Linked DNA regions of Homo sapiens: region 1 is linked to region 2. The links are chromatin loops, found by intact Hi-C in ENCODE. Cell type or tissue: IMR-90. All regions are shown on one strand. Each heading gives the region's core, and the rest is flanking DNA. Links, peaks and the distances in the headings are about the cores only.

Region 1 (12,228 bases), core at 1,301-9,300, 380 kb before region 2:
AGAAATTGCTCTATCATTATTGTTATAATTGTTCTATTTTGTTATTAGTTATTGTTATCAATCTCTTATTGTTCCTAATTTAGAAATTAAGTTTTATCATAGGTATGTATGTATAGGAAAAAAAGCATATATATAGGGTTCAGTACTATCCACAGTTTCAGATATCCACTGGGGGTCTTGGAATGTATCCGCTGAAGATAGGGCGGGATGCTTTAACCATTTAGCTCAGGATTATACAACTATAACTAGTAGAGCTGAGATTTAAAAGTCTAAGCCCTTAGCCATGGTGGATAGTCAGTTAATAGTGAGCTTTTATTTTGCTTGATTGTCTGAGTTTGAGCTGACAGGCCGATGCACAAGAGGGGCAGAGTCCTAGCTTTTTTGAGGATTGTCATTTCGCAAGGGCAATATTCCTTCTCATATTTATCTCAAGCCCTTCATGTATAAAGACTTATTCAAGACAAAAGGGTAAACAACATTTAGTGAGGCTGAAAATTGCACAGTTTCTGTTCTGTAACGCCTCCTAATCCTGAGTTTGTCTCTTCTCCTCATCTGCAAGAGCCCTCGTCATCACAACAGACCTCAGCATCTAGGAGATTGGAAGACACCACAGAATTCTGCCTATGTGATTCACAAATCCTTCTTGCTATTTGAAGCTTTGCAATTCTGACTTCCAGGCCCTCTAGGGAACTTTTAGTGCAGGGATGCATTATAACTTAGGAGATCATGATCTTACCAATCCTGGAAAACATAGAAGCAATTCTGCTGAAGGAGAGCCATTACTGGCCGATGCAGTAGAATTATTATTTCCATTTTAGACCTGAGAAATATCTGCCTGCTGTTAGCCAAATGTGGTTCTCCCATCAGGACCCAGTAAAGAACTTGGCCATTAGGACTACTCAGCATTAATCATTTGAGGGAATAGCTTTAGCCTTATAGTGACTAGTGTGAGTGAATCAATATGTTTATTCCTGCTAATATGAGCCAAGCTTTCTTCTGTAAAAGAATGAACTTACAACATCATAAGATTTATGGTTTTACACAATACTAATAAAATGACATGAATATTTTTTGCACGTATGAAGCATCTTCTATTGTGAAGCTTTTTTAGTTTATGCCACACACAAAAAAAGGATTTTGGTAAGTGCTACAAATAATGTTAAAAAAACAAGATGGAACTTTTTTTTTCAGAACCAGTAGCATTTCCTACATGTAAATCTATGGTTTCCAATTTCATATTCTCCAGAAGAGCTGAATTCATTTCCTTTCTCTCTTCTTCAGAGACTTTTCTTGAACACTGGCTGATGCCAGGAAAGTCTGTAAAGACAGAATGGACCTCCCTCCCTTCTTTTTTATTTTTATTTTTTTAAGATACAAGGACTCTGTTGCCCAGGCTGGAGTGCAGTGGCATGATCATAGCTCACTTCAGCCTCAAACTCCTGGGCTCAAGTGATCCTTCCGCTTTAGTCTCCCAAGTAGACGTGATTACAGGTATGCACCAATATGCCCAGCTAATTTTATTTTATATTTTTTTTTAGAGATGGAGGTCTTGCTATATTGCTCAGGTAGGTCTTGAACTTCTGGTCTCAAGCAGTCCTCCTGGCTCAGCCTCCTGCAGCTCTGGGGTTACAGGTGTGAGCCACCACACCCAGCCTTCCCTTCTTTCTTAACACCATTCTCCATCTCAGTACTGTCTTAGGAACACAGAATTCACCTATGGGGAGTTCAATACAAAACTCCCAGTTTAGAAAATGGGTTCTTTGGTGCCTCTTAAGTCCAAAAATATTACATGTGAGGATTTATTTTAGATATGTAGCTCAAGTTTTGAAATATCACTGCTACCTATTCTATAAAAAATGCTGTGTTTGAGAATTTGTATTAAGTATACCTCTCAGGACAGGAACTACCAAATAAAAATATTTGTAGAATATAAATAGAATGTAGACAGAAGCTCAGCTCTAGCAACAGTTATTATGAGGCTATCATAGAAAATATCATTTGTCCTCTTAAGTCTGTTTTACACACTCCCCATCTTTTCTGTGACATGGGGAGGGTAAGAGCTGATTTGTCAGGCTTTCCTTTATTTTGGTTTCAATATGAAGTAACTATTCCAAGTCCCAGGTTACAAGATTTTTAAAGTGGAATTGTTTTTACTTAGCCTAGGCCCCAAACCTGGAGTAGGCCCTCATTTTGCAGAGAATGAATATATAAAATTTGTAGTGAAGCACCTAGATCTAACATGATGGGCCAAATTATTTATGTATAATGTCTATAATTTGTACTACAGCCTCCAAAAAATTTTAGTTTCCCATTTTTTCAATGAGAAAGATAAGGCTTATTATTATTTAATGAGTCAAGGTCACATAAAAGTAGCATTCAAATCCAGGTTAGTTTAGTGCCAGTATCTCCTTTTTCAATCACTTGTGTTAATTTACATATATGACATATGTCTATAATTGATTGAACAAGGAAAGGAATTTTAAGTGATTTATTTAAAGTAACTAAACTAAGGCAATCTAATGAAATTACTAAGAATAGTGATTTGGTGAGTGAGTGGAGGGCAAGTGGAAAGTGGTAGTAATGTAACTTTTACATTGTTATGTGTCACAGCAGAAAAACCATATATAGTATATAAAATTGGAAAATCATGAAACAATGGGACACACACATAGAAGGATCCAACAGAGACTCTTAAAAGTCCTTTTTCCACTGAGGAAGAGGACAGAGATTGCAAAAAGGGTAGCTATTGATTTTTATTGTAAGCCCTTTGGTACTTTGATATTTTGTTTATTATTTGATAAAATTTAACAAGATTTTACTAAAAATCAAAAAGTTATGATCTATAATATGTCTTTCACAGTAATCTACTGATAACCTATCAAGATGCTTTAAATTGTAGACTAAAAAAAAATCAGAGCGTCTTCTTAGTTTATATTCATTATTGTTATTCATAATGTGAAATTGCAGTGAAAGAGCATTAACTGAGCATCTAATATGTTCAAGGCCTTGTTCTAGGTTTTATAGGAGATAAAAGGGGGATACAGTTTGATCCCAGGCTTCAATGTGTTACTGTCTAGTTGAAGGTGCTCTCAATGAGGAAGAAATCTAGATATGGAAAAACTAGGAACTTAAACATTTTCTTTGTCTGCTTCATACTGTGCTAGGTACTCTGACTCATTTTTCATAGAAAACATATACTATAGAAAAGACAAAATATAAAGAGCTATGTGAGTTCAGTGGATAGAAAAATGGTTTTTACTTATCAGGATCAAGAAATGCTTCCTGAAGCAGAGAATTCTAGGTGGGCCTTGAAAGCAAGAAGGGATTTCTATGGACAAAGAATGGATGGGAAGGCATTGACATATTTGCTAATCAAGAAACTTATGTTTGAAACTCATTTTTTTGTTGCTGTTTCTCTTGTATAAAAGTGCTTTGATGCCCTGGAAGTTGAGGCTGCAGTGAGCTGCGATTGCATCATTGAACTCCAGTCTGGGTGACAGAGTGTGACTGTCTTAAAAAAAAAAAAAAGCCTAGCTGTAAGCTAGGTACAGAATGAATTTTAAAAATATTGCTTGTCCAGCTAAAGACTTTTTATTAAATGTAAATGCTGTTACCAAAGTTACAGAATCACAATTAAGTATTGAGTATAACTTCTGTCCATAAAATGTGGGGAAACTTAAAGACAAAATGGAGATCACATGGATTTTGTAGCTATTCTTGATTTTTTTTTAATTGGTCAATGTGTTTCCACATATTTAGGGATCTTCTTAGCTTCCCTCTTTAATTTATTTGTTTAGTTTCCTTAGGATTGTACTTAATTGCATGTTAATTACTGATGCCCAGTGGGGCTGTATTTTAAAGAATCTTCAGTTTGAATCTATAGTATCTTTACCATCTTGCCTAGTTTTTCAAGTCTTTGTGTTCTGATCCAAAGGCCAAGATATCTGTGGCTATGGCAAAGAACTCAGATTCTTAGGTTTTTAGAAATTATAACAAAAAGCTATATGAATAACAATAAATAAATAAAATCAGTAGTACGAAGTAGGCATAGTACATTTTTTACATTGAAGTCATTTAATCTCTCTCACTTGGGCACTATAAGTTAAAGGTGGAGATTGTCATCTTTGAAGATTCATTGGTACACTGATCACTCTCCATTTAGGAAAGCTTACAAAAGTCCTTGTTTTACAGCTCCCTCTCCTTTGTAGTGTTAGACTTAATGAACGGCTTATTGTCAGAAGTTCCAGACCATTACATTATACTCTATGAAAGAGTATTCTGTATTTCTTCTAGAGCAGAGACAGAAAAATATCTTATATTTGGGGGACTCTATGTGTGATCATAATGTTTAGCATGAAGAGAATGTTGCATTTTGAAGCTGTTTGGTTTATACATTTTAAAAAATTACATGAATTTAGAAAATCTGTTATATTAAATTGGATATTTCACATCTATGGTTTAATATCTGCAGTCTTTATTTTCAGTCTTAAATCCTGAACTCCAAATAATTATTAATCTCCACAATCCCACTCTTGAATTTTTACATGTCTTTAAAGTTATAAAAGTGTTTTGTGCTAAGGGCAGTTGCAATGGCTCACGCCTATAATCCCAGCACTTTGGAAGGCTGAGGCAGGCAGATCACTTGTGGTCAAGAGTTTAAAATCAGCCTGTGAAACATGGAAATACCCTTTCTCTATACAAAATACACAAATTAGCCAGGCATGGTGGTGCGCACCTGTAGCCCTTGGCTACTTGAGAGGTGAGGTGGGAGAATTGCTTGAGCCTAGGAGGTTGAGGTTGCAGTAAGCTGTGTTCGCACCACTGCACTCCAGCCTAGGTGGCAAAGTGAGACTTTCTCTCAAAAAAATATTTTTATTCTTATTGTGAAAAACATAAAAAAGATAAAGTATAAAACAAAATCTACCCATCATTTCACAGCTGAGGGATAACTTCTGTACCTATTTTGAGTATTTTCTTCCTGTTATATTTTTCTAGTCATATAAATGGGTATGTTTTTTAATATGCAGTCATGCACCGCATGATGACTTTTTCATCAGTGATGGACCACATAAACCATGGTGGTCCCATTAAGATTATAATGGAGCTGAAAAATTCCTATCGCCTAGTGATGTTGCAGGTGTTGTAATGTCATAGTGCAATACATTACTCACGTGTTTGTGGTGATGCCGGTGTAAACAAACCTACTGTGCTGCCAGTTGTATAAAAATATAGCACATACAGTTATTTACAGTATATAATACTTGACAATTAAACTACTATGTTACTGGCTTATATACTCTACCTTTTATTGTTGTTTTAAAGTTTACTCCTTTTACTGATTAAAAAAAAAAGTTAACTTTAAGATAGCCTCAGGCAGGTCTTTTAGGAGGTATTCCAGAAGAGAGCATTTATATCATGGGAGGTGAGAGCTCCATTCATGTTATTGCCCCTAAGACCTTCCAGTGGAATAAGTGACATTGATAATCCTGACCTTGTATAGGCCTAGGCTAATGTGTGTGTTTGTATCCTCATTTTTTACAAAAAAAGTTTTAAAAAAGTTTTTAAATTTAAAACATAGAAAAATGCTTATAGAATATGGATATAAAGAAAGAAAATATTTTTATGGAGCTATAAAATGTGTTTTTGTTTTAGGCTTAGTGTTATCACAAAACAGTCAAAAGTTAAAAAAAATCTAAAAGGTTACAAAGTAAAAACTTACCATAAGATAAATTTATTATTGAAGAAAGAAACATTTTTAAATAAATTTAATGTGGCGTAAGTATACAGTGTTTATAAAGTCTACCAATGTGCAATAGTATTTTAGGCCTTCACATTCACTCACCACTCAATGACTCATTCAGAGCAACTTTCATTCCTGCAAGCTCCATTCATGGTAAATGCCCTATACAGAGAGACCATTTTTTATCTTTTATACTCGATTTTTACTGTACCCTTTCTTTGTTTAGGTATTCAAATACCATTGTATTACAGTTACTACAGTATTCAGTGCAGTAACATGCTGTACAGGTTTGTAGCTTAGGAGCAATAGGCTGCACCATGTAACCTAGGTGTGTGGTAGGCTATACCAACTATGTTTGTGTAAGTACACTGTATGATCTTTGCACAATGATGATATCTACCAATGCATTTCTCAGAAAGTATCCCATCCTTAAGTGAGACATGACTGTACTTGGGACATGTCTCTGTGTGTGTGTGTGTGTGTGTGTGTGTGTGTGTGTATGTATGTATGTATGTATGTGTGTATGTATGTATCTATCTATCTATCTATCTATCTATCTATCTATCTATCTATCTAATCTATCTGTCTATATTCTTGTATTGGTTTTCCTCACCTTTTCATTATAAACGAGCATTTTCCCACATCATTAAGTATTCTTTGAAGACAGAATTTAATGGCCTGTATGCTTCCTTTATGGTGCTTCTTTTGTGTCTTATACTTCTATACTGCCCTCTCACATTTAAAAAAATTATTAAAGGTTTTTGGAATCTTTGTTATTAAAAATTCTAGTTATCTAGTAGTCATAGCTACTTCTACCTGAGTTTATGAGCCCCTGCTTATGACAAATAACAAATAAATAAATTGGGCTTCTATTTATTAGTCTATTTAGGAAGTCACTTGTTTTTTAGCTTATGTAATGTGTTTTGTCTTGATCTGAAGTATTAGAACACAGGATCATTTTACTGGGTTATGTTGGATTTATTTGGCAAATCCAGTTCTCTTATCTCCAATAGCCTGTGTTTGTGACTGCTTGGATATGGGTGATTTTAAAGACTAGTGAAGAGCATGGATTGTGATTACATATTTACACCTCAATAGCTGTGTGACTTTGGGCAAATTACTCCATTGCATCGCACCTTCTTTTCAAGATTAAAGCCTAAATGATATCATAAAGTACATAGCCCAGAGCCAGGCTGATAATTGAATATTTTTGTTATTTTTCTGTCATTGTTGTAATTATGAGGTCTTTGGCCATCAAATAGAACAAAGCTGACTAGCCTTAGTTGAGATTGAAAAGCATCAGAACTTTTCTTTACCCATTAGAAGTAACTGGCCATGGAAGAAAAAAGCAAATAACCCATTTTAATTCTGGACCAGCAGGAAGGCGTCTTTGTCTGTCCTGTCTAAGAAACTCTCATAAGTAGCTTCAGACTTTGCAATGAGGCAGCTGCATTAGTGCATCTGAAAAGTTCACTGCTGTGGCTGGAATGTTAAATAGCAGTTCTTGACAGTGACCGAAATGCATACCTGGGGTCTCAAGGAAAGGACTTAGGACTTCCTTTTCGTTATTCACATTGTTCAATACCTAGTCTGTCTCTATATAAATGCCAGTGTTGCTTTAATAAATTATTATGGATGATCATAGTAATACCTGTAGCTGCTATTTACTGAGTGCTGACTACGTGACAACTAAGGTTTTTGTGCATTATCTCATTTAATCCTAGTGGCTGCTCTGTGAGTCTGTTATCATCATCCCTATTTCACAAAGGAGGAAACTAAAATTTAGAGAGGTTCAGCATTATCTAATAAGAATTTCAACGTTGGTCTCTCAGACTCCAGAATCTGAGCTTGTAGCTTTGCTCTTAGCTCTGTTGTTTTGGTTTTATAATTACTGCATAGCCTCATTCATTCATTCAGCCTGAGAATCTACTTTGTTGAGAATCTACTTCATGCCAGCTCCTGTTCTAAGTGCTTGGGTTATAGCATGCAGGCAAAGTCCCTGCCCTCCCAAGGCTTATTTTCTATTAAATATAATAGAATATTAAGTTACCTTCAGGTGTTTTACTCCTAGAATAAGCGTTCCTGTGAGGCTATGAGTTATCTTATTCTTGAGCTTTAGGAACGTAACCGAAATTTTGTATAAGGCTGAGTATACCTCCTAAGCTTATGAGATTTCTACAGAATTTCTACAAAATACTGGAAGCTAGGGCATGTTCCATTTTATGCATCAGGCTGTTTATTTTAGCATTGGCTTTTTAGCCCTGGCAGACTCCTCAAATCGGAGACGTTCTTACTGATTACTTTAAGAAGCTTTTAGAAGGTTTGGAAGGTTTATTGTTCGTGATAAAGCTACTTTTTGATACCTTGGTTTCTTTGACTTCCTTAAATGTTCTATAGGTGTATGGAGCAGCATAAAAACTTTCTTTCTTTAGAACATGCCAAAAATACATCAGACAAACCTAGAACAAGAGGCTTAATTACTTCATAGAATAAATTTTCAAATTCGGATACAGTTGAAAAATAAATGATGAATCGGGGAGGTCTAATTATGAGGGACCTAAGTATTAATACCTTGTTTCCGTAATATCAAGAATATTAAATCCATCCTTAAGAATGAATTATTATAAGAAGAAGATGATATCATAAAGTGTTTGTGTTAATGTCACATTTAATCCATGTGGAAGCTGAAAATAATTTTAAATATCCTTAGGTAGAGGCTATGTTATATTTTTTACGTAGGGAATTATCAGTAAATACTATGAAGTGTGTTTCCTTATAAAAAAGTAGTTGCCTTATTTTGCATTGGAAATACAAGTGAACCTTTTTGGTCCCATAAAATGCAAATGGCTTGTATATGTTCCTTTTTTTTTTTTTCTTAAGTCCTTTGTCTAAGAAGGAGGATCATTGGCAAACCAGCTAGCCATTCACTTTGGATTTTGACATAGCTTCTCCTTGGGACCCTAATGACAGACTCTCTGATAACCAGTGCAAACTCCATGAATATCTTTCATTTCTCTAGAAGGAGGTGTGGATTTGCAAGGCTACCAGCTGGATATGCAAATACTACCTGACGGGCCAAAGAGTGATGTGGACTTTTCAGAGATTCTTAATGCAATACAAGAAAGTAAGTTTCACTCAAATTTTAAATTCGCCGTGAGAGAAGAAGCTATTATAATACTTGGGAGGGGTAATAAACTAGAAACCTTAGATGTCAAGCTTTAAAAAATATTAACAAAATGATGTCTTGAAAGAGATACTGTGCAAAATAATTTTGAAACTAGAAGAGATAGTGAAAGAGGTTTAATTTGTGAGATTAAATCACATAATAGTGGAATTTTTGAAAAAGCTATAACGGAATGATCAATTCTGTATATTGTATTTCATGTAATAATATTTAGTAAACCTTGGAGTATTGTAAATTTTTAGATTTCTTGATTAATCATAATCAAAGAAAAACCTTTAAGAAAACAAAATACAATTCCTCTGCTCAAATGGAAGTAATAAGAGGGAAATGTTAGTGGAGCAAGGTGAAATCAGGAACTTCTTCTCCAAAATGAGTATCTGGAGTCATTGATGATGGACTGCATGCCAGAAGTGAACCCTCATTTTCTAAGCATTTTGAGTAATCAAGGTTTGCTCTTCTTCGAGTATTTTATTTCTGTTTTATAGCTTTCACTCAGAATTTTATCAGAATCAACACATTTACTCAAGTTAAATATTTAGCATTGAGGATGGGTGATGCGGTGTCTCATACTAAGTCATTACCATTGATATTTCATTATCAGAGCTCTAATTCTAGATGATGAAGCTCCTCTTAATATCGAATAATTTATCTCATGTTGGATTTGAGGGATTTTGATGTGAAGAACATTGTATAAACAACCATTGCAATTTTTTCTTACTTCTAGTTTTGGGACATTGCATTTTCTTTTCTTTTTTTATTATTATACTTTAAGTTCTAGGGTACGTGTGAACAACGTACAGGTTTGATACATAGGTATACATGTGCCATGTTGGTTTGCTGCACCCATCAACTCGTCATTTATATTAGATATGTCTCCTAATGCTATCCCTCCCCCAGCCCCCCACCCTACGACAGGCCCTGGTGTGTGATGTTCCCTGCCCTGTGTCCAAATCATCTCATTGTTCATTTCCCACCTATGAGTGAGAACATGCGGTGTTTGGTTTTCTATCCTTGTGATCATTTGCTGAGAGTGATGGTTTCCAGCTTCATCCATGCCCCTGCAAAGAACATGAACTCATCCTTTTTTATGGCTGCATAGTATTCCATGGTGTATATGTGCCACATTTTTTAAATCCAGTCTATCATTGATGGACATTTGGGTTGGTTCCAAGTCTTTGCTATTGTGAATAGTGCCGCAATAAACATACGTGTGCATGTGTCTTTATAGTAGCATGATTTATAATCCTTTGGGTATATGCTCAGTAATGGGATTGCTGGGTCAAATGGTATTTCTAGTTCTACCTCCTTGAGGAATCACTACACTGTCTTCCACAATTGTTGAACTAATTTACACTCCCACCAACAGTGTAAAAGCATTCCTATTTCTTCACATCCTCTCCAGCATCTGTTGTTTCCTGGCTTTTTAATGATCGCCATTCTAACTTGTGTTAGATGGTATCTCATGGTGGTTTTGATTTGCATTTCTCTGATGGCCAGTGATGATGAGCATTTTTTCATGTGTCTGTTGGCTGTATAAATGTCTTCTTTTGAGAAGTGTCTGTTCATATCCTTTGCCCACTTTTTGATGGGGTTGTTTGTTTTTTTTCTTGTAAATTTATCTGAGTTCTTTGTAGATTCTGGATATTAGCCCTTTGTCAGATGGGTAGATTGTGAAAATTTTGTCCCATTCTGTAGGTTGCTTATTCACTCTGATGGTAGTTTCTTTTGCTGTGCAGAAGCTCTTTAGTTTAATTAGATCCCATTTGTCAATTTTGGCGTTTGTTGCCATTGCTTTTGATGTTTTAGTCATGAAGTCCTTGCCCATGCCTAGGGACATTGCATTTTCTTGTTAACTTTCTTATGAATAATTTTATGCTTTTTAGTTATCCCCATTTATCATTATACCGTCCTCTTGACCTTATGAGATAGTTATTACCTCCACCTTACAGATGGAACAACTGAGGGTGGAAGAAATTAAATGACAGGGGAAGATGATAATAATGGAGACCAGACTGCAATGATGGCTGTTTGTTCCTTCATTTAATTCCTTCATGAATGTGCTCAGTACAGGATTTAAACACATTGAGGTGAAGGATCCTGAAACTGAAGATTAGGCTACTTTTAAAAGAAATGTTTTTAGCAGAGAATATAAGGGGATCAGCTATTTATTCCGGTTGAACAATCCCTTTATATTACATTAATGAATAAAAGAGAAAAAATTTCCACAAGAGAATAAAAATCAGATTATTAGACATTGGAGAGAAAATAACTTTTCATGGAAAGTTATAAAATTATGTAATTACTTCACTTGATTTGAAAGATGATAGGTTGTACAGTGCTCAAAGAGTTCAAATTTTTTTTCAATAAATGATAAAAGTTGGCTTCCATGCAAGTGCTAGAGGTGAACTTAAATTTAAGGAGTGGGGGCTAGAATGAACTTGCATCAGAATGAACTAAAGGTTAGTAAGGTACTATTTTTATAGTAATTTTTATTACCAGATCTTAGTAAAGACGTGTGTATCTGATGTTAACTGTTCTGTAGTTTAGAAGGGTGATCTTTCTATGAACAGGTAGAGGAGTATAAATTTATGAGTACTTAACAGAAGAAAAAGGAAATGTTACTTGACTTTAAAATGCAAATCCAGCCCTTTATAAGTTTATGCATTTTCTATTGCTTTGGAACTAATTTATTTTCTTGTTGCAAACAAGTTTTGTGCTAATTAGATTTGAGAAGCTGCCCACACAGGCTGGGTCATTTCTGGAAGGAAAGATTTTGGGCCATTCAGTCTCTATTTAGGTTCCAAATATGATCGAAATTTTTAGCCAGTTCATGGAAATCTCCAAGCATAAAAATAGGTAGCTTGGTACTTTAAGGGACTGTAGCTTAGATTATCGTTTCTGGAAAGCTTTGCGAGACCATCGTTAAGTGTGTAAAGAATATGGAGTTCTGCGACTGGCCCCAGTGTGTGATGTTCCCCTCCCTGTGTCCATATGTTCTCATTGTTCAACTCCCACTTATAAGTGAGAACATGCGGTGTTTGGTTTTCTGTTCTTGTGTTAGTTTGCTGAAAATGATGGTTTCCAGTGTCATCCATGTCCTGTCGGGGGGTGGGGGGCTAGAGGAGGGATAGCATTAGGAGAAATACCTAATGTAGATGACGGGTTGATAGGTGCAGCAAACCACCATGGCACGTGTATACCTATGTAACAAACCTGCACGTTCTGCACATGTACCCCAGAACTTAAAGTATAATTAAAAAAAAAAGAATACAGAATTCTGAACATCAGTATAATTCCTCTCCTT
Region 2 (12,228 bases), core at 1,689-9,688:
AAGATATACAATCATGCTGTTTGCCCTTTCATAATTCACTGTAGCTGGGCAAGAGTTGAGCAGCCTTTAGGCAGAGCCCTGTGTAATCAGCAGAAGCCCTTTGCATCTGTGGAAGCACCTTTGGAGAAGGCCGGGCAACTGGACAGAGCACTGAGTGAAGTGTCCCTGCCATTCCCTTCTATAGCTGCTTGCTGGGGGGATGGGGAAAATACTCTCTGTGTACTTACATTAATATTTTTTACCTTGGTCACAGATATTTGAGAGCAGATTTGAAAAACGTTTAATTTTCAGTTTTTCTGAAGTCATGTTTGCCATGAAGCAGTTTGAGCAGGTAAGCAAGTTACTAAGTTCGGAGTATTTTTAAAAACAAATCTGTCAGGAAAAAACGATCAAATTTGAAATCCTGTTATTTCTGTTTGTTTTTTGAGAGGAACAGGATAAGTGCTTGATGTTTTAGTCAATATGTTTTTTAAAGAAATTATATTCAATTCTAGATTACTTGTTTTTTTAATAATCCTTTAGGTAGTTACAGAACCGTGTGGTAAAATTGAAAAAACAGTTTAAGAAACTTTTATGTGAATTTGAAGCATAGAAAATAGTTTGTGAAACAATTTGCACTGGTGGAAGTTTGCAAATTGATTTCATTGCTCCAAAATAAGGTAACTGAGTGAGGGAGAAAATGTTCTTATCTAATCCTGAATTTATTTTATTTTTTTCTCTTCCTTCTCATCAAACACTTGGCCCTCCTCCTAACTAGTAACCCTACAGTATACATCATGGAAACATATCTCTGTATCTGTCCTCTCAATATTCTTCCTTTTAGCCTTTAATACTATATATTCTCATTTGCCTAAAAAGAACACTTTTGTACCTGTCCAAGATCTGTTTCTTTCTGCCCCAGGAAGACTCTTCATCTTGCTCTGTTTAACAACTGCATTTTTCCTTTCTCCCGTGTTCCCTTTGGTCTTTTTATTTTTTTTTAATCTTATTTTTATCCAAATACTGCTTACACGTCTGTAGTTTAGGAAGACAAACCAGGTTAAATGGCAGTCATTTGTTTTCTGCTCCCATCTTATTAGCAGCCATCGGGTCTAATGATTTTTAGCTATTTTTTTTCTTTTCTTTCTTCTTTTTTTTTAGAGACGGAGTCTCACTCTGTCGCCCAGGCTGGAGTGCAGTGGCATGATCTCGGCTCACTGCAACCTCTGCCTCCCAGGTTCATGCCATTCTCCTGCCTCAGCCTCCCAAGTAGCTGGGACTACAGGCACCCACCACCACGCCTGGCTGATTTTTTGTATTTTTAGTGGAGATGGGGTTTCACCATGTTAGCCAGGATGGTCTTGATCTCCTGACCTTGTGATCTGCCTGCCTCGGCCAGCTATTTTTTTCTTATATTTACTTTATACTTTTAAATCATCTGAATATACTGCTTTACCTTGGTTTGCTAGTTTTGGTTCTCATGTGTAGACTTCCTCCTATGGCAGATGGACTTTAGTTCCTTTATACCTCTCATGCTCCCAATAGAATTATATTAGAAATTTTGGTTGAATCCATATTCACCACATACTTATATAAACAAGGAGTATTTTATGATTATATGACCTTTTTGTATACATTCTCGTTTTTCTTTTTTTTTTTTTTTTGTCGAGACATAGTCTCACTCTGTCACCCAGGCTGGAGTGTAGTGGTGCCATCTCTGCTTACTGCAACCTCCACCCTCCGGGTTCAAGTGATTCTCCTGCTTCAGGCTCCTGAGTAGCTGGGATTACAGTCATGTGCCCCCACGCCTGGCTAATTTTTGTATTTTTAGTAGAGACGGGGTTTTACCATGTTGGCCAGGCTGGTCTCTTAACTCCTGACCTCAGATGATCTGCCTGCCTCGGCCTCCCAAAGTGTTGGGATTACAGGCATGAGCCACCACACCTGGCCTCATTTTTCTTAGAGTTTATAATTGCCTCGTTCTTTAAAAACTGGAAATTGTTTTCTTTGAATGGCTGGCCAAAGAGTCTGTCTTCCAGCAGCTTTATAAATGTCCTTCACATGACAAAACTGTCAGATAATTTAGCAGCTCAATTTTTCTTTTTCTTCTTTCTTGGAGACATTTCTCCTGGAGCAAGTCCAGTCTAAATGCATTGCTTTCTCTGCCCAGTGCACAAATGTTGTACTGGGACTTCCTTTTGCTTCTCTCTTGTTTCCTGGGTTCCGTGTTCTCTTCTTCTTATAGTTTAGTCTCTAATTTTGGTGGAATTTATTTTTCATAATTTCCTGGGGGTAGGGAGGGTTCATGGAGATAAAATATTGAGATTTAATACATCTGAAAATGTCTTTATTCTCTCCTGACACTGCATTATTAGTAGACAGGGTATAGAATTCTAGATTCTAAGTCATCCTTCCTCAGAGTTTTAAGACATGGCTGCACAGTCTTTAGTTTCCATTGTTCCTATGTAGAGGTCTAATGCCATTGTGATTCTTGATCCTTTGTTTTTGGTCTAGTTTTTTGAATTGTTAGCATCTTCTCTTTATTATATCTGTTAATAAGTGTGATTTTTTTTTTCTTAACTTTAGCTTTTTCTACCAAGCTTTCTGTCATATATTGTGAATTGCTTCTTAATTGATGATGCTGTAGTCAAAGATGAAGCTCTGGCCATTCTGGCCAAGCTCATTCTGAACAAAGCAGCACCTCCCACTGCTGGCTCGATGGCAATTGAAAAGTACCCTCTGGTTTTCTCACCGCAGATGGTGGGGTGAGTTCTAACTTTTTATTCCTGTAATGATGATAAGTTTACCCATTTAAATGTAATGTATCAAGAATACTGTAAAAAAATGATCTATATGTAACAGGAAAGATGTCCATGATAAGTTGTGTGAAAAAAGCAAGTTGTAGAGCTACACACATAGTACGTATAGTATGATCTCATTTTGCAAGGTAAAGCAAAAAGTGTGTATGAACATAGAAAAACATGTGGAAGGATACAGAAACTTGTTAACTTTGTTTAATCAGAAGGATGGTAAGGGAAAGACAGAGGTGACTTAATTTTTTAACCATTTATTTTAAAGTTATTGTAGATTCACGTGCAGTTGCAAGAAATAGTACAGAGAGGTTTCGTATACTCTTCACTCAGATTACTCCATTGGTACATCTTGCATGAGCATACTGCGATATCACAACTGTAGAATTGACATTGGTGCAATCCATCAATCTTATCAGATATCATCAGTTGTATGTGCACTCATCTGAGTGTGTATACTTATATAGATATATAGTCATATGTAGTTTTATCCTGTGTTGATTTGTAACCACCACCAGAGTGAATATCTGGAACTGTTCCCTCACCACGAGGATTCCTCATGCTACCTTTTAATAACCACACTCCTGGCCAGGCGCGGTGGCTCACGCCTGTAATCCCAGCACTTTGGGAGGCCGAGGAGGGCAGATCACGAGGTCAGGAGATCGAGACCATCCTGGCTAACACGGTGAAACCCTGTCTCTATTAAAAATACAAAAAATTAGCCAGGCGTGGTGGCGGACGCCTGTAGTCCTAGTTACTCGGGAGGCTGAGGCAGGAGAATGGCGTGAACCCGGGAGGTGGAGCTTGCAGTGAGCCGAGATCACGCCACTGCCCTCCAGCCTGCACGACAGAGCGAGACTTCATCTCAAAAAAAAAAAAAGAAAAATACAAAAAATTAGGTGGGTGTGGTAGCGGGCGCCTGTAGTCCTAGGTACTGAGGAGGCTGAGGCAGGAGAATGGCGTGAACCCAGGAGGTAGAGGTTGCAGTGAGCCGAAATCATGCCACTGCACTCCAGCCTGGGCGACAGAGCAAGACTCTATCTCAAAAAATAAAATAAAATAAAATAAAAATAAAAATTATATACCTTTGTATTGTTTCAGTTGTTAAGTGTCATGGATTACTTTCTTAATTTCATTCAAAATGACACATTGTTTAGAAGTTAAAAACAAAGCTTATTTACATACATGAGAAGATTTATTGTATCATTTCTCAAATAGTTAAGTGGGTATGCTTCTAGAAACTGTAGCTTAGGAAACCAGTTCCCTTGTCATTCCTTTGTTTTTATACTTAATCTTCTTATTTCTCTTGGAGTAGTTAGACCCGTTGTTGTGTTTTTGGTTTGCTTTGAGGCGGAATTGATGGGCATTCCTTGAGTTTGTGCTGAATACTCGACTTTGAAACATCCATGGAGGTGGGAGTTACTGTCCCACAGTCACAGAGCAGAGCTAGCTTTTGAGTTTGATCAGCTTGAGGTTCTGGAGGAACCTATTTTCTTTTTTAAATGTTTTATTTATTATTATTATTATTTTAAGAGCAGGTCTTGCTCTGTCACCCAGGCCGGAGTGCAGTGGCACAATCACGGCTCACTGCAGCCTCGATCTCCAGGGCCCAAGCTATCCTCTCACTTGAGCCTCCCAGGTAGCTGGAACCATAGGCACGCACCACCATGCCCAGCTAATTTTTTAATTTTTGTAGAGACGAGGTCTCGCTATGTTGCCCAGGCTGGTCTCAAACTCCTGGACTCAAGTGATCTTCCTACCTTGGCCTCTCAAAGTGTTGGGGTTACAGGTTGAGCCACTGTGTTTAGCAAACTCATCTTAACACCTACTTATATCTTCTGTATACCTTACAAATTGCTTCTCTATTAAAATATGCCAACAGAATCTTGTTGGTTTTTAAATGTATTGAATTCTGATTCCTGAGGAATGGGTAGTGAGTAACTCCAATAGAATTATTCCTTTGAAACTTTTCCCTTGATTTGTCAACACCCAAGCCCATCTCCAACAGGCAGATTCCTTGCACATGCCAAAACTGAGTTCTGTGCAGGGAGAGTGAAGCTGCTTTGTTGTTTGGCTTCCATGAGGTGAAGCTAAGGGACTGACTGAGACTGGGCGTCAGACCTTCTTACCCCATCATCTCAGCCATCTCAGATCCTCCCAGGAGGGTGACGTGTTAAATAAATAAATTTCGATGTGCTAACTCATGGCAAGTTCTTCCACTTCTGTGTTTCTTTCTCTGCAAAAACACCCCTCTGCCACCCCCAACGGAGATATGGTATGTGTGAATGGTCACCTTTGTTTTGATTCCTTCTATGAAGATTTTAAAATCATAGTTTGAATATTACTAGTAACACTCTATCTACCCATCTCACCAGTTTGCTGTGAGAAAAAATAAAGATAATAAATGTGAAAAGACTCTTTAGGAGATAAACTTACTGTCGTTTGACAACTACTTACGGTATCAGGCACTGGATACTGGGGTGCAACAAAGAATAAGAAAAAAGTTCCTTCTTTTGGGGAAAGGAATGTGGTGAGGCGGGTAAGCAAATAAGCGAGATGATTTCAGATCCTGATCGTGATAAAAGAAGACAAAGCAGTGTTGAGAGGGAGACTGAATGGAGAGGGGTCACTTTCCAGAGAGGGAACGTTTGGTCCAATTTTAAGCTGGGAAGGATCCAGCCTTGCAAAGATCTCAGTGAGAGACTCTCCAGACAGAAGGAAAAGTTAACTGCAAAGACTCTGGGACAGGAATAAGCTCAGCATGTTTGAAGTACAGAAAGAAAACCTCTGTGGGTAAAGAGCAAGGAGGAGATTGGGGTGAGAGGAGATGGAGGTGGGTGAGGGTCAAATCACAGAGGGCCTTACAGGATGACTTAAGGAGTATGGACTTCATTGGTGGAGCCATTGGCAGGTCTAGAAAACGGGAATGACGTGGCAACTAATGACTCATTTTTGTTTTTTAAAGCATCTTAGTATTTTGTAAGATTTTTGCAGATTGTTGAGTCATGATTATTACTAAAAAGACTATATATATCAAGATGTGGTGACTTTAAGGAATTGATAATTAAATTAACTTAGTTATCTATCATGATTTCCAGACACTAAACATCCTGGTAAGTATGAAACAAAAGAGAATGTAGCTTTTTGGAGAATTTTTTTTCTTTGTTTTTGTTTTTTTTTTTCCTTCCTTCCCCTACCTGACCATTTTTTGGTGAATTTTAATGATAAAAAGGGTGCAAGAGTAAAAACCTGATATTCCACTTCTATTGCATAACAAGCTAACCAAACTGGAGTTGGAGGATAATTGTAAAACAGATCATTTAACTTAAGATTTCTGTGATTTTTCTTTTGATTAGATTTTTGTCTTTCAAATAGGACCGAGGTGTAGTACATTGGCAAAAATAAAAAGAGGCTAACAAGAATAGTTAGCCTCTATCTAATCTGTGACCAGAGTCACAGATATTCAAAACAGAATGTCATGTCGAAAAATGTCATTGAGCAACTGTGTATCTGATCAAAGCAGCAGGAGAAAATTACTTATATGTCATAATCATTTTAGTGGTATTCGTCAACTTCATCACAGTAACTTTGCAACATCATTCTACATTTGTGGAAAGTAGTAAAATTCATGTCAAAAAGGAAAGGGAGAATGGAGGAAGTCAGTTCATTCCAGTGAATTGTCAATCAAAAACATGCCCAGGAGCACAAAATTGAGAAATCATACTTAAAACTAGAAGAAACTTGGTTTAAGTTATAAAGCAAATTAAAATAGAAGTGAAAGGAAGTAGAGCCAGTGGAGTTGAAAAAGCTTCTCACTGAAAACTCAGTAAATGACTCACATTTGTTTAGCTCAACCACCACCACCAATTCCTTCCCTCTAATGCTCCACAATGGTAAGAATCCAATTTTATTTCAGACTTCAGAGGGCAAGAGCGATTACATTCTCTGTTATTTTAAACATTTTTTTTAATCCTTCAGATTCTATATAAAGCAGAAGAAGACTAGATCCAAGGGAAGAAACGAACAGTTTCCAGTATTGGACCATCTTTTATCTATAATTAAGTTACCCCCAAATAAAGATACTACTTACCTTTCACAATCTTGGGCAGCCCTCGTGGTGTTACCTCATATTAGGTAAGAAAATAAGCTATGTTTAATTTTGAAAGAGATAACATGCTGATTAAAATATGTTAGCCATTCCTTGCTGTTCTCTGAAACAAACCATTGAATGCCAGTTTGAACTTTTCCCTTTTTCTCCCCCTTGGACAGACCTCTTGAGAAAGAGAAGGTGATACCACTCGTCACCGGCTTCATAGAGGCACTCTTCATGACTGTTGACAAAGGAAGCTTTGGGAAAGGTCAGTTACAATCATCATGTGTTCTCTTCTCTTCTTTTCTGGCACACTCAAAGTAATTGTAAACACATGAGCTATTAGAGAATAATACTTACATTGTGTTCTGGCATAACCCCCTGGATGATAAATCTGGAAGAAATGAGGATATGATGGGCATGTCTCACTTGTACCACATAATGTGGTGACTGGGTCACGGTGGCTTGAGCATAAGGAAGGGGACATATCAAAAGGATGCCATGGCTTAGAAGGCCATTTGTTTTTGAGCCCCATACCAGGTCCTCTTTTTCATCTCCCACGTACATCTGACTCCTAGTATACACCTTATGCTCCAAGCAAATCCATTTGCTTACCATGAGAAAGACACATTCTTTTGCAACTTTTACAACTGTATGGCTGCCTTTGCCCATGTGTTTCCTCTGCATGGAGACCCTTCTAGGTCTTTGTCATTCAGTGAACTCTTGCTTATCTTCCAAAACTCAGCTCAGGCACAACACCTCTAGGAAGGCCTTTATGACTCTTTAGGCAGAATTAGACTGCCCTGCCCAAAACACCATTTCCTATTAGATATTTATATGTCTCCCCCACTAGTCTGCAAACGGCAATTCAAAAGCAGTTATTTAATATTTTGTTTTATTCTAATGCAAAATTTTTTAAAAATCACGTGTATATAGTGGTCATTCATTCACTTAAATATTAATGTGCTACATTCTGTGTTAGATACTAAGCAGACGTATTAGAGAATAAAGTGGACTCGCCGCATGTCAAGTGCTCTGTAGCCATATGTGACTGGTGGCTACTGTACTGGATTGTGGCGACATATTAGGACAAGTATTTTTACCATTGTAGAAAATTCTGTTATACAGCACTGATCTAGAGCCTAGAGCAGGGACTGGTAAAATCTTTTTGTAAAGGACCAGACAGTAAATGTTTTAGGTCTTATGGGCCACATTCAGTCTTTGTGGCATATATATGTATATATACACACATACATATATATATTTTTTTAAACAACCCCTTCAAAATGTAAAAAACATTTTTAGCTTGCAGTCCATATAGAAACAGGCTGCTTACCAGATCTGACTTGCAGACCATATAGTTTGCTGACCTCTGGGCTAGAGACATAGTTTGCTGACCTCTGGGCCAGAGACTAAATGAGTGTTTAATTAATATCATTAATTATGTTGGATATCATGGCTTAGGCCTGTAATCCCAGCACTTTGGGAGGCTGAGGCGGGAGGATCACTTGAGGCCAGGAGTTCAAGACCAGCTTGGGACACATAGTGAGAGCCCCCCCCGCCCAACTCTGACTCTCTATTTAAAAAAATAAGGCTGGGTGTGGTGGCTCATGCCGGTAATCCCAGCACTTTGCGAGGCCGAAGTGAGTGGATCACCTGAGGTCAGGAGTTTGAGACCAGCCTGGCCAACACGGGGAAACCCCATCTCTACTAAAAATACAAAAATTAGCTGGGTATGATAGCACATGCCTGTAATCCCAGCTACTGGGGAGGCTGAGGCAGGAGAATCACTTGAACCTGGGAAGTGGAGGTTGCAGTGAGCCGAGATCACACCACTGCACTCCAGCCTGAGCGATGGAGCAAGATTCTGTCTCAAAATAAATAAATAAATAAATAATATCATTAATTGAATGTATTATGGGTAGTAGCCATTGAATATGTGACTTCTTATAAACTTGAAAAATAAAATCAACAAGTTTTATACCAAGATAATTTCTTAGCTATTGATAAATCCAAGCCTGCACTCCTCAAAAGTACTAGTTTTGATAACATCAGTGAGTGGGACCATTATACTTGGTACTCATTTTGGTTAATGGAACATACACATTTTTATTCTCTACTTCTGAGTATTTATTTATTTATTTATTTATTTTGAGACTGTCTTGCTCTGTCACCCAGGCTGGAGGGCAGTGGCACGATCATGGCTTACTGCATGCAGCCTTGACATCCCAGGCTGAAGCAATCCTCCCATCTCAGCCTCCTGAGTAGTTGGGACTACAGGTGTGAACCACCATGCCCAGCTAATTTTTAATCTTTTATAGAGATGAAGTCTCACTGTGTGGCCCAGGCTAGTGTTGAACTCCTGGCCTCAAGTGGTCCTCCCACCTCAGCACCCCCAAAGTGCTGGGATTACAGGTATGAGCCACCATGACCAGCCTGTATTTTTCTTAAGAAAGGTAAAATATAGGACTTGGAAACTTCTCTTTTCTGTTTCTTTCTGTTATATTTGGATGTTTGACAGACAATTCTTTGGAAGGCATAAATTCACTTTAAGAACTTCCCATAAGTAGCAAGTATTCAATAAATAAGGTGTTTGATAGTTAATAATGTCAAAGAAATAAGTAATGTGGTTTCTCCTGTTTTTCTGCCCTTAGGAAACTTATTTGTTCTTTGTCAAGCTGTAAATACTCTACTAAGTTTGGAAGAATCTTCTGAACTTCTTCATTTGGTTCCTGTGGAACGTGTGAAGAATTTAGTATTGTAAGTAAACATCTTCCAGTTGGTTTAGTAATGAATAAAATATAAAAGCCTCTATTGTTGTGAAATCTTGGACACAAAGAAAATCCCTTTGATCTATTTTATACCTGAGTTGTATTCACGTAGTGAAATTTAATATTGATTTAGATCCTCCAGTTAAAATAAGTACATTTGACACAGTCTTTAAATACAGATTCATCTTTGTAAAGGGTGTTTTATTGCGTGTGTAGATTAATGTCGTAAAGTTTGAAGGGTTTGTAATGCTGATCATTCCCAACTGTAACGTGGCATGATGTTGACCTTTTATAACTTCTTTAGTGGTTCCAACATGCACATTCCCACTCTTGTTCGGCCTCAACTTGAGGTGATCAGCATTTCAGAAAACTTCCCTGTGGTCTTTTTACTACACACTGAAACAATCCAGTTTCTTTTTTTTTGTTGGTTTGGTTTCTTTGTTTGCTTTTTAAGTATAGTTTAGCCAGCCTTTGATTTTGATAGCAGCACAGAGCCATTTGAGAGGAGCCAACAATATATCTTTTCTAAAGGTCAAGCCTTGCTGCTTTTTCCTGAAGTCTACTCCATTTTATTTCCAAGTGTTTTAAAGATTTATTCATTCACTTTGTTCAGTAGGTAATCATTTGCTTTTCTCACATGCCAAGCCCTGTTCCAGGCACTGTGAAACATAGTGAATAAAACAGACAAAATTCCCTGCCTTCTTGTAGCTAATGCTCTAGCCAGAAGAGGCACTAAACAGAATAAAAAGTAAACTATATAGCGTGTTAGGAGGTGCTAAGTGCTGTGAAGAAAAACAAAGCAGGGTCAGGAGATAGGGAGAGTCCAGAGGTGAGGGGAGCGGTAGCAGTTTTAAATCAAGGTGAACTTACTGAGGAGGAGACACTTAAGCAGAAGGCGGAAAGCAGTGAGGGACGTAAGCCATGAGGATACCTGCGGTCTGGGCTGCTCCCTGGGTTCCAGACCTGGAGGCGACATGAATGCCAACGCTCTGTGGGGGTGGTGGGTGCCTGGCTTGAACAGCAAGGAGAGGTCATCTTGGCTGAGCAGAGCACGAGAGTGGGCTGTAGGAGAAGAGGACAGAGAGGTGGAGGCAGTAGACCTCCTTAGGTCACCGTAGGGCCTTGGCTTTTACTCTGAATGAAAGGGGAGGCCATGGGAGGATTTTTGGCAGTGGAATGACTTTGACCTAAACAGAATCACTCCGGCTGCTGTGTTGAGACTGTAGGGGAATACTATAATAATCTGGAATCTCTTTGCCTTTCCAAATCTGGGTGAAGTTGGCATTTCTCCATGGTTAATTGCATTGGTTTAAATTAACTTCCTGTAGAGAGGATTAGTTCTTTGACATCACCACATTTACCATATTACATAGTCTCCCTTTTAAAATCATTCTGTTTAAACTTCTCATACTTTCACCCTTGGTATAAACAATTGAAGGTGGCTGTAGAAATTGAAACAAAAGACACACATAGCACAGAATGGGGTCCATGTTCCCCTTGGGGAAGGCCAGCTTGCCTCCCAGCCAGGTGGCTCTAAGCCTTGGAGACACAGAGTTGTCCAACAGGAGTGGCTCTGGTTTTGAGGGCAGGGGCATAAACTTGCAGAGTAGATGCAGGATTCTGTTCTCTTTGCTATGCTAGTAGACTGATGAGCACCTAGGTTTCACAGCCAAGACTGCCTGGTTTTGACTCTTGAATCCACCACTTACTAGCTGTAGCCTTGGGTGACTTAGTTAACCTCAACTTGATTATCTCTCAAAAAGGGGTAGTGAAGAAAAAAAGGAAGGAATAGAAATCTCACCTTGTAGAGATTAAGTTATACAATGCATGCAATAATAGTAATAAACAATTGCATTGATTGTGTCACAACAATTCCATGATGTGTGGGTACTGTTATCAGTATAGATGGAGGAACTAAAGTTTCAAAAGAAAGCCCTGGTCTGAACTCCTTTCTTCCGCTCTTGCCCTGCTGCTTCTAAGTATAGGACAGATCATGCCACTCCTTTGCTCATCACCCTCTAATACAGTGCTTCTCAACTGGGAGCAAACCTGGAGACTTTCCAGCTGTCACAGCATGGGGAAAGAGCACTGTTACTGGCATCTAGTGGGTGGAGGCCAGGGATGCTGCTGAGCCCCCTGCAGTGGGCAGCACTGCCCTCCACCACAAAGAGTTCTCTGGCCCAAAATGTCAGTAGTGCTACTGTAGAGAAACCTTGCTCGAGAGGTATCCCATCTCACTCTATAAAATCCAGCATCCTCATCATGTTCCTCGGGGCTCCGTATGAGCTAACTCCTGGCTAGTTCTGACATCTTCAGGCACTCTTTGTTAGTTCCAGCTGAGATGGCCTCCTCGATGTTCCTGCAGACAAGCACACCTCAGACTGGCATTGCAGTTCCCTCTGCCTAGAATGCTTTTCTTTCAGATACCCTTTTAGCTGACTTTTTCACTTCCTTTGGTCTCCGTTTTTTAGGAGCACCCCTGTATCAAATGGTGCTTCTCTTCACCTCCACACCGTCTCCCCACAACTCCCTGCATGTCAATCTCTTTGTCAAGCCTTTTTCCCCTGGTTTTCTGGAG

Evidence for each region. Peaks named below come from ENCODE experiments on the same cell type or tissue, not always from the same donor. Only the 100,000 strongest peaks of a DNase experiment are listed, where the experiment ranks them.
Region 1: it touches region 2 in a loop (2.1-fold over the local background); 6 of 110 quality-filtered maps call a loop at or near these places.

Annotation. Positions count from the first base shown.
Region 1 is chr12:100,913,467-100,925,694 of GRCh38, forward strand. It overlaps ANO4 (anoctamin 4), which reads left to right. Exons shown (of 28, transcript NM_001286615.2): 3 at 8,760-8,864. Among named protein-coding and RNA genes, the nearest start is that of ANO4, 120 kb to the left of the region's middle. In IMR-90, for the core only: no CTCF peak of the experiment used is centred there; a DNase peak (open chromatin) is centred at 5,845.
Region 2 is chr12:101,292,915-101,305,142 of GRCh38, forward strand. UTP20 (UTP20 small subunit processome component) reads left to right here. Exons shown (of 62, transcript NM_014503.3): 11 at 254-331; 12 at 2,566-2,744; 13 at 6,768-6,923; 14 at 7,059-7,147; 15 at 9,534-9,639. Among named protein-coding and RNA genes, the nearest start is that of UTP20, 19 kb to the left of the region's middle. RefSeq lists an enhancer at 6,398-7,597. In IMR-90, for the core only: no CTCF peak of the experiment used is centred there; a DNase peak (open chromatin) is centred at 5,717.